Regions from separate parts of the Homo sapiens genome. Here region 1 is linked to region 2. Evidence: chromatin loops called from intact Hi-C (ENCODE). Cell type or tissue: psoas muscle. All regions are shown on one strand.

What was found. A loop is a pair of places that touch in the nucleus more often than their neighbours do. Peaks named below come from ENCODE experiments on the same cell type or tissue, not always from the same donor. Only the 100,000 strongest peaks of a DNase experiment are listed, where the experiment ranks them.
Region 1: it touches region 2 in a loop (4-fold over the local background); 3 of 110 quality-filtered maps call a loop at or near these places.

What each region holds. Positions count from the first base shown.
Region 1 is chr1:42,146,116-42,148,615 of GRCh38, forward strand. No RefSeq gene overlaps it. Among named protein-coding and RNA genes, the nearest start is that of GUCA2B, 6.0 kb to the right of the region's middle. In psoas muscle, a CTCF peak has its summit at 941 (motif pointing right); a DNase peak (open chromatin) is centred at 926; H3K27me3 peaks cover 1,904 bases.
Region 2 is chr1:43,072,764-43,075,263 of GRCh38, forward strand. No RefSeq gene overlaps it. Among named protein-coding and RNA genes, the nearest start is that of CFAP144, 74 kb to the right of the region's middle. RefSeq lists a silencer at 1,124-1,173. In psoas muscle, a CTCF peak has its summit at 1,056 (motif pointing left); a DNase peak (open chromatin) is centred at 1,048.

The sequences.
Region 1 (2,500 bases), 930 kb before region 2:
CCGCACGGTCACAGACACACTCACACACACAGCAAAAACCACTCGCACACGCTCCCATATGCCACTCACACACACACATCCACGCACACAGGCTGACACAGGCTCACACACACATGCCCATACTCTCACATGCAGATACACACACAGACACAGAAAGCACTCCCATATACACATACTCCCACACACCAGCACACGATCCTCACACACAAGGACACACAACACGCTCCCCTACACACACGAGAGCACTCACAAGTACACACGAATATACACAATCACTCTCACATGTGGACACGCGCGGACACGAAAAGCACACCTGGATACACATGTTCCCACGCACATTCTCACCAGGGCTTGGGGCATGTACACACATGCTCACACACAGATACAACCCCCACCCCCACCACACACACACACACCTTTCACACCTGCCGTGTGGCCATGGGCGAGAAAGCCGGGTCAGAGCCATGCACCTCTCCTCCTCACAGAACACTAGGGCGAAGCTGGTCTCTGGGGGCCCCGTGTCCTCCTTGTAGTTCTCCCTCTGCCCTTGGCTGCCCCCAAGACCCGACTTCAATGCAGGTCCCACTTGGGGCCTGAACTTCCTCCTCTCCTCCCCTCAGCCCCACTGTTCACCTCCGCATCTCCTCTCTGCAAACCCCAGGACTCGGGCATTAGCAGGAGCTTTTCGGTAACGACCCTGCACACCACCTCCCCTCCCCGCACCCCCAAGGCGCATCGCTGATGCTGACTGTCACGGTCATGCTGGTAGGACCCCCAGGCGCAGACACGGGGACAGGGAGGCTCTCCGTTACCCCTCAAAGCAAAGCGCAGAAATGACTGCTCACCCCATTAACTCTCAAGGTGGTGCCTCAGGGAAATGGATTAGGACTCATTCCCCGTCTGCAGTCTTCCCTGCCATCACCAGGGGGCAGCCCTGATTCACATTTGTGTTAAATACCTGTTACCCAACCCCAGGCCAGAAAGGTGTTACACCTTGGAAGCATTCCTGTAAACAAACCTGACGGGTGTGTGTGCGTGTGTGTGTGTGTGTGTGTGTGTGTCCGCGCACATGCTTATGTAACAAGGTCAGTACAATATGGGTAGACTGGGAAAGTAAGTCAAAGGGGAAGACACAGATTGAATGAGCTTTAGTACAGTCACTGATGTTGGAGCAAAGTTTGGTTCTGAGTTTCCTGGTGACCATAGCAAAAATAGAACCACTCGTTAGATCACCCACCTCTCCGGGGAAAAACCAAATTCATCTGGAGGGCTTCTGGGAATTCTATCACATCTTGGTTTATACAACTCTCCCTACAGAGTCTTCCAGATCAACTGTTCATGTGTTGATCCTTCCTTAAATTTTTCATCTCTCTGTTTTATGCTTTGATGTAAAGTGATAGTTAAGGGCATTGGGTCCACTTTCCATCCTCCTATCTTTTCTTGAACTCATTCCAATCGGGTTTTCATCCTCCCCACTGTTAGAATTGGTCTTATCAAGGTCAGCAGTGACTTCCATATAGCCAAATCCAAGGACAATTCTCTGTCTTCATTTTACTAGAGCTAACCACATTTGACCAAGTGAGCATGTTCTTGCTCCTGAAGCCCTTTCTTCATTGGGCTTCAAAGACGCAAGTCTCTTTTTGTTCTTCATCAACTGTTCCTTCCCCGCCATCCACTCTGCTGGTTCCTCCTTCTCTGCCTCATCTCCAGGTATTACAGTGCCCTAGAGCTCAGCCCTGGGACCTTTCCTCTCCGTCCTGTCACTCTCTCAATCCAGTTTCAGGTCTCTGAGCACCAGATACACTTGATGACCACGCTATCTATATCTGTGGCCCACTCCTTTACTCACATCTCAAACAGGCATCTCAAGCTTAATGTGTCCAGACCCAGCTCTTGATAGACTCACCTGACATGTTCCTTCCCATTTCTCATCTCAGTAAATGGCAGCACCAATTGACTTGGGGCCACCATAGAGTTGTCCTGGACTGCTCTCTTCATTCACTCTTTCCATCCAAGCACACAAAATCTGAGGCCTCTGGCTTCAGAGAATCTCTAGAATCCAACCCTTTCTCATCATCTCTATTCCCACCTCCCTATCCAAGTCACCAAACTGCCCTGTGGGCAGTGGTTTGTCTGTTTTGTTAAGTGCTGTATCCCATGCTAGTACATAATAGGCTGTAAGTTAATCATTTTTGATTAAACAATCGAATGCCCTAGGGGCTTCTATGCACACAAAACACAAAAAGCATTCTGTTTCTCAGTAAACAAGTGATTTCACAACTATGAAAACAATAATAACATACATTTTTTGAACACCTACCACATGCCAGCAAGATGCTAGATGAGGTGATTAAGGCTCAGAGAAATAGGAAATGGCCAAAGGCTAAATATCTAGTGCTTGGTGGAATAGGTACTTGAATCATATCCATTTATTCAATTCATCCAGTATTTGTTGAGCACCAATTATGTGCCAGGTATTGTTTTGGGAGAATAAAACTGG
Region 2 (2,500 bases):
ACCTTAGGTCAGGAGTTCAAGACCAGCCTGGCCAACACGATGAAACCCCATCTCTAAAATACAAAAATGAGCTGGGCATGGTGGCACGTGTCTGTAGTCCCAGCTACTCGGGAGTCTGAGGCAAAATAATCACTTGAACCCAGGAGGCGGAGGCTGCAGTGAGCTGAGATCACACCACGGCACTTCAGCCTGGGCAACAGAGCGAAACTCCATCTCAAAATAAAACCCAACAACAACAAAAAGGAAATGAAACCACATTATCATCATGATTCCGCAGGTCAATTTCTTTATCTGAAACTTGGGAAGCGTGTTTACCTACCTTGCCTGCCAGGATTGGTGATAATCAAATTAGATTAATTATTATTTTTTTTGAGACGGAGTCTCGCTCTGTCACCCAGGCTGGAGTGCAGTGACATGATCTCAGCTCACTGCAGTCTCTGCCTCCTGGGTTCCAGCAATTCTTCTGCCTCAGCCTCCCAGGTAGCTGGGATTACAAGCATGTACCATTACGCCTGGCTAATTTTTGTATTTTTCATAGAGACAGGGTTTCACCATGTAGGCCAAGCTGGTCTTGAACTCCTGACCTCAGGTGATCCGCCCACATTGGGCTCCCAAAATGCTAGGATTACAGGCTTGGGCCACCATGCCCGGCCTAGATTAATTATGATGTCTAAAAACAACTAATATTTGGACAATGTTTTGCTGTTTACCCACATTATCTCACTTAATCATTCCAACAATCCTATGGGGTAGGTACTGTTTTTGTATTCTATGTTTCCGGATAAGGAAACCATGGCTTGGAGAGATGGTGTCACTTGCTCAAGGTCAAAGGTAGTGAGTGGTAGAGTTGGGATTCAAACGTAGCTCTCCTTGTTACTAAAGCCATGAATCTTTGCACTGTGCCATTGTGATGTGTGATGCAGGCCTGCAGAGCAGTAGAGGGACATGGAAAAGAGGAAAAGAGAAAAAAAAGAGTAGAAAGTCAAGCTGCTTCATCCTTGGTTTAGCCGTTGTCGTCCCAGGTACCAACATCTGTGGGGAGTTGCCGCCCCCTGGTGTTCTATATGTGATATGTCCTGGAAGGGAGGAGAGCTAGCAATCTGCTTGCTCCACAGTAAAAGTGGGAGGAAGGAGCTCAGAATACCCCAGCTTGTCCTTTTAGAGTCGGGACGGGGGGTGGTGGTGGGTGCATATTTCACCCAACAGTTCTGGGTAGAAGCTTGGTATATTTCAGCCCCTACTTGCTCCTTATCTGGGTGCCCTAGTGCAGGGTTAGTGGCCACTTTGACAATATTCTATTTCTGACTCAAGTGCTAGTTAGAAGGGTGTTACATCATAATTATTCTTTAAACTCTCCATTAATGTTTCATATGCTCTTCTGTATCTATGATACAACTCAATAGAAAAAATAGGATTTTTGGCAATTCTTAGGGAATAATTTTTACTCTGGGCCGAAAAAATTTGTCATTGGCATAGCATCAAATGGCAGAGTGGTACAGCCAACACCTGAAGATGTGTACTTTAAAGGGCTTTTTCACCTGTTACCTCATTTTACAGTACCATAGCCTTCCAAGGAAGGTATTTATTTTCATTTTACTTATGAGAAAATAGGCTCAAGATTCCCCCGACCCCGCCATCCACCTGTCTGAAACCAGGAAACTTTCCAGAATCCCACACTGCCCCATTGTGGCAGCCCTTATGGCTCACTCAGTAAATAGGCCATAGTGGCATGCCCAAATGAGATCCATGTTGCCTCCAAAATCTAATGTGATGCTTCTTTCTTTGTGATGGGAGATGCCAGATGCAACAACTATCCTTAATCTTACAAGGGATATTTTCATGTTCACCTTATAAACGATATTTTGATGTGCTAGAGAGCTCTGGAAGCAAGAAATTTCACTAAGGTGGTAGATTCCTTAGTTTTTGTTTGGGATTTGTTCCATACCATCTGGTATATATGTGTCTTACCAGCGTGTCTAGGGTATCAAGTAATACTCACCTAGTCCAATCAATATGATTTTATCGTGTAGTAGGCCAGCATGATCTCCTATGAAATGGGGAAATTATTAGGTCCTAGCAGGCTAGAGTTTGATAGAGGGCTGGACAGTTGATATAGCTTTGAGTGAAGAAAGTGAAGTTGTATTGTTAACTCCACCAGGTAAATGCATTCTGCTTCTAGAGGTCCCTACTGACTGACATTCCTAGCTCTCTGTCTTTGGATATCTTGTTCTATAGTGTACCAAGGATGTTTTGGCCTTTCTCCTTAATGTAATATAGGCCACCATTAAGTCCAAGTTTCAGTTAGCCAGCCCAGTAAGCTGTTATAGCCACTATCAGTTTCTTGAGCTAACATATCTGTATCAATGAATTCAGTGCAATCAAAAATTACATTTTTCTCTCTCTCTGGTATAACACTCTTGTAATCCACTTCCCTAAATATTTCCCAGGCTTTTACTAGTATAGCCTTGCAAAATGTATACTGGCAAAACCTTGCAGTTCT